Linked DNA regions of Homo sapiens: regions 2 and 3 are each linked to region 1. A link is a contact called in ENCODE Hi-C or POLR2A ChIA-PET data. All regions are on one chromosome and are shown on one strand. The core of a region is the stretch at or near the end of the contact, and the rest is flanking DNA. Distances in the headings are between cores, read along the strand shown.

Region 1 (3,033 bases), core at 306-2,805:
GATGTCCGTGCCTCTGAAATGCGTCCACGCAGAGGATCGCGCAGAGGCAGAAGGAGGCTTGGGGGGTGTGAAGGAAGAATGCAGGATGAGGACACTACATGGAGCCTGGAAAACTGACTCTGCTCAGGGCAGTCGCAGGGGGTGGCTTCAGACACAGGTTCTCCCTGGTGAGCTCAGTGTGCGCTTAAAACAGCAAAGCAGAAGGCCCGGAGCCATGGAGAAGAGATATTGGACAAGACAAAGAAAACAAACTAACAGGCAAAAACTTCAATCCTGCTCTGTCGAATCTGAGGCTATATACATGGAGGCTGGAAAAGGGAGCAGAGGAGCTCACAGTGAGAAGGGAACCAATGTTTATTCCAGCTTTGGTGCCTCCCTAACTTCGTGTGTTATGCGCCAGACATGGTAGATAGACAGATAGATATACAGTCAGACAGATGGACAGATAGTTAGATAAAAAGAAAGATAGATAGATGCAAGATTTATAGATAAATCTTATTTAACTTCTATTTAACAAACTTGGAAGGTGAGTATTAGCCCCAATTTACAGATAAAAAAACAGAAATGCAGGAGGTTGAACAGAAGAGCCCAGGAAATAGAGTGATTCCATGGTGTGCTGGGTTGAAGGGCTGCCTGAGCCATTTAGACGCGGGCTGGGTCATGTGGGTGTGTCCTTATCTACCCAGTGCTGTGGGAGGAGCATCTTTCCCTCCCCTGCGAATCCCTGCCAAGCTTCCAAGACCCCTCTCCAAAGCAGCTCCAGGCTTCCTCCAGTCCCCACTACCAACTAGAAAGAAATGCCCACACCCGCTACACGCTGAAGCAAACTTCTGAATTGTCTGGGCCTTCTGAACCTTCTGGAACTCTGGCTTGCCCACAAGGCTATCTCTCCCTGACCTACACGCAGCTGCAGGGCAGCACTTGCTCTGCGCTGAACACACATGGAGCTCTCTGGAAGCATGGACGGAATCCTCTTCCCAACATACCATTCTTCCACGTGACATGGAACAACAAGAAAATGATATAAAGCAAATCCGGGCCCACATCGCAAGATCCCAAAAGGCAGGAGGAACAGGTTGTCATTTCTTCCGAGAGTTCCCCTGTTTCAGTTTTCCCCACGCCTCTCCCAGCAGTGGAGGGCTTGTTTCCTTGTTCCTGAATCCCTGCTTTCTGAATCTATGTGAGTTCACCTGGGCACTGGAAGGAATGAAAGAAAACAGAGTCCCTGCCTGATTCAGGGAAATCTGGAAATTTCTTTTATTGATAACAAGCATAAGAACGACATCATTTGGCTGTGTTTGTACTGCTTGAAAACATTTTGCTCAGATTAGCTGTAAAAATTTCAACACCAACTGCATCGTCTATCAGAGATAGGGAAGATAAGGCGGCTCTCAAATCAGCCAGCCTTTGAGAGTTGGAAAGAACTTTGATTAAACAAAGGGAATGTCACAATGTTTCCTGAGCCACAGACTGAAATCCCATTGTCCGGTGAAAAAACGCATTCAGCACAGCCCTGCTCTTTGCCTTCAGACGTGCCTTTCCCTGTGAAGCACATTCTGACCGTGAACCTAACGAGAAATCCACAACTGTGACTAATTGTTTTCAGTCCTCATTGATTGTCAAGACTCCTGACAAAATTCTCAGAAATAGAAACTAAAATTGCTGCATATGCAAGACTTTCTCAGTGTGTCTGAGAATGCTCCCAATACAAGCCCCCTTTCTCATCTGGCTAGAGAGCTCCTCGGGGAGCAGGCACACTGCACAGAGCCCCAGAATAACCACAACGACAATTTCCTCCAGGATTAAACATTTCCTTGGTCAAGGCCAGAGGTAAATCTATGCCCCTGTGAGTGCACATAGAGGAAAACTGGAACCAACCAGGTAAAACTGGTTTTGTGAATGAATATGATTCACTGGTCCAGCTGTAAAATGAATCTCACAATGTGATTACACCATTCCAAAACAGCTGAGACCATTAAAGTTCAAACTGGCAGACTTCTACTTCTTACTGAGGGAAGAGGAGAGAGCCAAGTTTTAAACAATTACAGTTTGTCACTATAAAAGGCATGCAGGTTGCAGTGAGAGAGTGTGTGTGTTTTCAGGTAGAAGAGCCTCCCTTTGTTGCCTTCAAAAGTTCTCTATGCTTTTTAAAAGCTCATCACAGGAAGGCAGGATTGGACACCACATGGAAATCAGAATCCTCCTTCACTGATCAACGGAAAATATCACCCTATTCCGAAGTTCAATGTAAGAACACTTTCTAAGAGACGCTCAGATTCGACGTTAGGACTCCCGAACATTGTGTAAACTTTTGAATATTCAACAAACCCTTGGTTTCAGTTATGAAAGCAGTCAGGATTCCAGATTGTCAGTTGTTGGTGGTCAGTAGTGAAAAAGAAAAAAGATCTACATATACATATATAAGTGTGTGTATAGATAGATACATACTTAACTACCTATCTATCTATACACACAGTCACTAGTTAGTGACTTAACTAGATAGATATATAGTTAAGTATGTATGTATCTACACACACACAGTCATACTTAAACTCAGAGATAATCTATTTTAATAATAGTACTTTCCTTTTTCTATGAACGTGTTCATAAAGAGGAGGAATGCCAAAGAGGCTGAATCCCAACACTGATCCTTGCATGCCAGAGAGAAGGGCAAGGTACATTTATAGGAGATTTCCATTCCTGCTGCCTGGAATTCAACTAGAACATTTCATCATTATCTGAGAATTTTCATGTATGGGCCAGACACTGGGTTTGCGAAAAAATACGTGCTGAAAATGCATACTTGGAATTCTATGAGGATATCTGTGAATCACAAGTTTCACTAAAACACTTAGTCCTACAAATCATGTCTTCAGGGCATTCATTCCCCCTGCCCTGGTCGTGGATGGAAGGGTCTACCCAGGCATTGAGCAATGGGATGCTTCTGGCTGACACTGCTCAGGGGGACCTTCAGCTGCCTGAAGGGAGCCTCCTCACCTCAGAGCCCACCCAGGTCTATCCGTGAGAGGCACT
Region 2 (3,033 bases), core at 166-2,665, 120 kb before region 1:
AGCATGCAGGATGGATTGTAAACCAGAAAATACCATGGTCACACAGTACCAACAGGTATTCCCAATTTTAAAAGAGAAAACTACACTTTTTATTGTTATTTATTTATACAATTACAAGCATCAACAAACATTTCTGTAAAGAACCAGAGGATACATATTTCAGGCTTGGATGCAGATCCACAGTTTCTGTCTGTGGGCTGCAGGCCGTGGTTTGCCAACCACAGTATAATAAAATAGACTTTCAAAAGAAACTTATAATTTCTCAAACACTTTTGTTTGCTGGGTAGACATCCAAATAATTCTTTTTGCAAGAAATTGATTTAGGTATCATTTTATTGCAGATATAACTGATTAGACACATATGCAAATAACTGTAAACAGTGTGATTTAGCCTCCTTGTGAGGGAAATACACTAAGAACCCATTGCTGTTAACGCATAGACCAATGCATGTGTATTAAGAATCTCTCAAATCTCAAAATTGACGTTTCAGGGGAGCCTCAACTCCCAGGGGGCTCAGCCTCATTCTATAGAAGTCACCAACCCATTATCAAAGCCTCACGCTAGTATCATTTTATAAAAATAGACAAGAGAAAACAAGATCCCACATGGGAAATGCTGCCGCCACAAGAATGTGATCGCCTCTGTCTCTGTTACCTTCTATCTAAAAGCAGATATTGCTGTGGGATCTTTTTCAAAAACTTCTCATTTCACATGAATGTTTCCCCCAAGCGCCCTCTATTTTCAGCAAATCTCAAGGATGTTTTGCTTGCCTTGGGTCAAAGAATCACTCTGACTTGTGTAAATGAAACATTGACCAGGAAAAAGGGAACTGATTTTTATTTGTCGCTTTAAGGCAGACATTGAACTAGACCTTTTGTCTTTATTCAGGTTTGTATCCTGCCCAACAACTTATTGCGGTCATCACTCTTCCCCTGAATTTATAGATAATGAATTTGAGCCTCAAAGACTTTCCAGGCCACACATCTGGTGTAACAGCTGGGTATAAGATTTAAACCCAAATCATATATTCCAAGGTATATATCTGTTTTACCCCATCAGATTTTTTCTTTCTTACGCTTAGTGCTTTTATCAGAGCTCCTCTCCCATCCAAAGCAACCCCTTATCTCTGAAGCAGAATCACTGTCTGCAGGTTTCACATTAACGTGGATTCCTCCTTCCCTTCTTCTCCAGCAAAGCATCCTGAGTAGAGGGGGCTCGCAGAAGGAAGCAGAAGAGGCGCTCCTCTGGTGGCTCTCCAAAGTGCACAGAGCTGGGATATGGCAGGGATGGGGGAGGCTGGGGGACCAGGGGGTCAGGCAGCTGAAACTGATGAGGCAGCCCACCAGCTATGTCAACAGAGCAGGGCGCCGGAGTGTTGGAGCCCTGGGGCTGATGGAGCCCTGGGCTGCGAGCCTGCCCACAGAGCCGCCAAGTCTAGACTCCAGATGTGTGTTCACCGCTACCCAGCCAAGTCAGATCCAGCGGGTAAATATTCCTACCAGATGACAGTGGGCTCAGTTACAGCAGTGATGACAAAAGACAAAAATAGGAACAGAGTGAATACCAGGCACTGCTGCTGCTCCTTGGGGGAGACAAACACACACTCACACACACACGTGCACACACACACTACATACCTCTCCAAGACGCTATTACGGCAGTAAATCGTATATGTTCTTATATTTTCTTGCTAAGTCGAAATAGTTCCAAGATGAATTGAAGGCTATTTAAGTAAATTAAACACTTAAAATGAGCTGAAATTGGGTGCATGAAAAGGACACAAGCAATTTACCTTCTGATTTTTAATCTTTTGAGAGATAGAGAGCTGAGAAAAAGACAGAAAGCAAGTTTTTAAGAAATTGTTTTAGAATACAGAGCAATGAAATGTTCATTTGTTTGGAGAGTTGAGAGTTGCACAATTTTAAAGAGACTCAAGATAAAACTGCATAATAAAAATCTAAAAATAGATCTGTCTTCCAGCTTTCTTCAGGCCAAATGTTTATCACTATCTCCCACACCAGCCCTACCCAGAGAGTCATCAACTGTGTCACCTCGATTACAGCTAGTTCTGATGACGTCATAGGCTGATTTCAAAATGTGGCTTTCAAAATCTGCCTCGAGCAATTGCAGGGAAAGAACATAGGTTTTCAATAATTCCCGAGTTGTAATATCTCTTTGCTTAAAATATACTGACACCTGGTAGGAGGTAAGGTTTCACTTCCTTGTGAAATTACAGCCTTCCATATATCAGAGACAGCAGCTGAAAATGAATGAAATGCTAGAATTTTTTATGAACTCCCTCACTCCATTCACAGTATCCCAGGAGACATTTAGGTAATATTATAGACATCGACACTTTCACTGTTCTCTTACTTTACTTCTTGAGAGGATAGGATTTTATTTGGGGGGAAAATAGACCCAGAACTGGAGTCTAGATCATCCCCTTTAGATTAAAAAAAAGGGTGACCCCTGACAACCAGGGAAGGCAATTACTACTGACCAATTAACCACCACTTTCCAGACACTTCACTTACTTTATCCCCTGTAATTTTCACAAGCAGCCCGAGAAGTTAAGTATATTATAGAATAAACAATTTCCACAGAGTCACAGAGATGGTCCGTACAGAGCTGGGATTTGAACTCATTCTGCCTGAATCCAAATGGAAATCTAACATATGCTGGGGAAAGGATCTGGGTAGAATGACAGGCTCCAGTGATACTGACCACGCCATCTTCTGGATAAAAATGCATTCTTTTCTTTTCTTTCTTTCTTTTTTCTTTTTTTTCTTTTATTTGAGACAGGTTGTTGCTTATTGCTCTGTTTCCCAGGAGTGCAGTGGTACAATCGTAGTTCACTGCAGCCTCCAACTCCTGGGCTCAAACAGTCCTCCCAGCTCAGCCTCCCCAGTAGCTGGGACTGCAAATGTGAGCCACTGTGTCTCTTAAAACTTTATTTATTTATTTATTTATTTATTTTATTTTATTTTTTTTTTTTTGAGACGGAGTCTCGCTCTGTCGCCCAGGCCGGACTG
Region 3 (3,033 bases), core at 397-2,896, 110 kb after region 1:
AAACTGTTTCCATATTAATTCTATAGCAAGGGCCAAGACCAGGCCTGATGTGTTGTTGAATCATTTTTCAGTACCTACAATAGTGCCTCTTCTTTTTCTTTTCTTTTTTGAGATGGAGTCTCATTCTGTCACCCAGGCTGGAGTGCAGTGGTGCAATCTCAGCTCACTGCAACCTTCACCTCCCGGGTTCAAGCGATTCTCCTGCCTCAGCCTCCCGAGTAGCTGGGACTACAGGCATGTGCCACCATGCCCATCTAATTTTTGTATTTTTAGTAGAGACAGGGTTTCACCATGTTGATCAGGCTGGTCTTGAACTCCTGACCTCTGATGATCCGCCCGCCTCGGTCTCCCAAAATTCTAGGATTACAGGCGTGAGCCACTGCGCCCAGCCAATGGTGCCTTCTTAATGTAGCTTTTCAATTTTTATATACTATATGCCAGTAGAATATGATGAAGGGAAAAAGGCTCATTCCCTTTCCGTATGCCCTAAAATAGCAGGGCCCAATCAGTAAATACCTTCATAACGTTTACCCCAAACATATCTGGCCAAGCACATGAAAGGGAAAAAGATCTTCATCAGAAATTGTAATCCAGAGTAGGCTGGGGGACTTTTTATAGTAGTGGCTATTTGCCCAGGAATTTTTAAAGAAGGGTAAATTATGAAGCTGAGCGAGTAATCAAGTACACCTTCATCTGAAGATTTAAATACCCATAGGTAGTACTCTGTGCAGAACTCACAGATGCCAAAAGTCAATTGTCTCTACCAGATAAGGACCTTGGTCATGTAACTTAGCCTCTGTGCAGCTATCAACTGGTTGCCCTTCAACTCCAAATCCACCTTTCTTTGACCTGCTTTGTAATACTCTAAGACTCGGCGTTGCCCTCTGAATAATGGGACATGACATTGACACTTGCTTTCTCTATGTCAAAGAATTCCTTGAGGATCAAACACAGCTGGGCACCAACGCACTGCATATGGTGTCAACAAATCACCTCTGTGTTATTATCATCAGCACACTCGCCCCAATCCTGGGGAACTATTTCATGTCAATACTTCTCTCACAAGAGGGAATTTCTGTCCCGGAAACATGTCAGCCCTGATGACACACAGTCATATGGAAATAGGAAGCTAACAAGCATTTCTCCTCTCTCCAGTCAAAGCAGCTGTTTCTACACCCTTCTGCTTTTGCACCTGCCCCCAGTGCTGTAAGTTCTATGGAAATTCCACCCTGGTGTCAGCTCCACACTGAGAGGAAGGAAGGAAACTCTTCCTCAGGTCCCTCTGACCACTGTGGGAACCAGTGGTCATCAGGGTTGAAATGTTTCCATGTTCAGGGGATGTAGGATGGTTTTCTCTCCCTCTTCTTTTATTGAAATAAGCTCTCAAGTCCTGTCATGAAAAGGTAAAGCTTTCCTTTACAGGTAAAGTCCTGCAAGACAGGGCTTGAGAGCAGCACCATTTCTGAGGCTATTTATACACCCACAGTGCCCAAGGGTCAGGTGCGGCCATGAGCATAAAGCCAAACGACTGAGCTCTGACAAGGCTGACTGATCACTCTCCGCAGATTAGTTATTTTCAAGGCAAAGAAGTGCAGGTGCATGGCTTCCTGCAACTGAAATGACTTGCCCAGTGAAGACAATGCAGGCACATACGTCGTGCTTCTCTGACACAGCCAGTACAGTGCAGAGAAAGTCTCTAACCACAAGCTGACCAGGCTGTGGCCTTGTGGCCCCGGAGTCCCAGTCTCCCTGCCAAAGCCCAGATTCATGGACCCCACGCAAAAAACAGGTGTGAGGCAGTGAGGGCGGTGAAATGGTCTCTATTGTTTTTATAATAATCTCTTCTCGTTTTCTATACGGCAGCTTTCATTCAGTCCATTAAATGCAATTTCCTGGCATCACCCAAGCTTGAAAGGCCAGATCAAAAGTACAGAGTGTCCCAGCTGTGTGGTCCTCGTTCAGACCGAACATTAACCACAGCCCTTGCAGATGATTTATTCCATTGGAGACATGGAGACACCCTGTGTGCTTCCTCTCTATGGGATTGGCTTTATTGTTCTCCCGGCACTCCAGTTGTGCAGACATTTCCTTCATGTGCTCGTCTCTCCTACAACAAAACAATTTTGCCCCTCCTTTGATTTTACACCTGTAGGGCACATAAATGGGGAGGACCTTGTGGAGCTGGGAGAGCCCATATAGCTCTGACAGACAGACAGACACACTGCCTGCCTCTGTGAAGAAAGTCCCTTTCAACCTCATGTTTTGGGAAATGTAGTAACTCAGAAAGCTGAATTCTGTGCCAATGATCACATTTTAAGATTATATTTAAGGAACCTAAAAGGGAAGATGCAATATGCTTGGTACACAATAGGTGATAAATAAATAGCAATAGTCAAAGTAATGGGGAAGGGCAGGGTGCAGTGGCTCATGCCTGTAATCCCAGCACTTTCGGAGACTGAGGTGAGTGGATTACTTGAGCCCAGGAGTTTGAGACTAGCCTGGGCAATATAGTGAGATGTCATCTCTACAAAAAATTTTAAAATTAGCCAGGCCTGGTGATGTTTGCCTATAGTCCTATCTGCTCGGGAGGCTGAGGCGGGAAGATGGCTTGAGCAAGGAGGATGAAAGTTGCAGTGAGCAGAGATCGTGCACTGCACTCCAACCTGAGAGAGAGAGTGAGACCCTGTCCCAAAACAAACAACAAAACAAAAAACAGGAAAAAAGGTAACGGGCGTTAGAGGAGCATGAGGGCTGAACCAAGGGCCCTGACTGTGACTGCAGCATTGGGCGATGGCCCCTAGCTTCGTTAGAGCCCAGAATCAGTGTTTGTTTATCTTTTAAGTTCATAATCACACTCATCTTTAACATTTTCTTACACCCATAAAGAGGTGGCAGAGGAAAGAGCACTGGACTAAGGGACCAAGTCTAAGGTCCTGTTGCTTTTCCTCCTTAATCAGCTCAAGTCATCTACCCGCTCTGGTCCCTGTCTGTTAAGATCAGGAAGGATAACCCTGACCTCCTACTTCCCAAGGG

The links. A loop is a pair of places that touch in the nucleus more often than their neighbours do. ChIA-PET counts read pairs that join two places held with the same protein, here RNA polymerase II (POLR2A). Pooled maps may share reads with other maps.
Region 2: a pooled map shows a loop between it and region 1 (2.2-fold over the local background). The contact joins two enhancer-like sites. A Hi-C loop is called at or near these places in 1 of 168 maps with a recorded cell type or tissue (ascending aorta) and 5 of 50 pooled maps. POLR2A ChIA-PET finds 5 or more read pairs at or near these places in 4 of 52 experiments (CD4-positive, alpha-beta T cell, activated CD4-positive, alpha-beta T cell, activated T-cell and 1 more).
Region 3: a pooled map shows a loop between it and region 1 (2.0-fold over the local background). The contact joins two enhancer-like sites. A Hi-C loop is called at or near these places in 5 of 168 maps with a recorded cell type or tissue (ascending aorta, cardiac septum, heart left ventricle and 1 more), 1 of 37 single-sample maps with no recorded cell type and 5 of 50 pooled maps. POLR2A ChIA-PET finds 5 or more read pairs at or near these places in 2 of 52 experiments (AG04450 and BJ).

What each region holds. Positions count from the first base shown.
Region 1 is chr2:8,118,441-8,121,473 of GRCh38, forward strand. All of the region lies in intron 7 of LINC00299 (long intergenic non-protein coding RNA 299), which reads right to left. Among named protein-coding and RNA genes, the nearest start is that of LINC00298, 140 kb to the left of the region's middle. Within about 2 kb of position 1,556, at least 9 of the 41 ENCODE cell types and tissues checked have a DNase peak (open chromatin) inside an H3K27ac peak, as active enhancers do.
Region 2 is chr2:8,002,381-8,005,413 of GRCh38, forward strand. No RefSeq gene overlaps it. Among named protein-coding and RNA genes, the nearest start is that of LINC00298, 27 kb to the left of the region's middle. Within about 2 kb of position 1,416, at least 14 of the 41 ENCODE cell types and tissues checked have a DNase peak (open chromatin) inside an H3K27ac peak, as active enhancers do.
Region 3 is chr2:8,233,310-8,236,342 of GRCh38, forward strand. The region is part of intron 7 of LINC00299 (long intergenic non-protein coding RNA 299); the gene reads right to left. Among named protein-coding and RNA genes, the nearest start is that of LINC00299, 94 kb to the right of the region's middle. Within about 2 kb of position 1,647, at least 4 of the 41 ENCODE cell types and tissues checked have a DNase peak (open chromatin) inside an H3K27ac peak, as active enhancers do.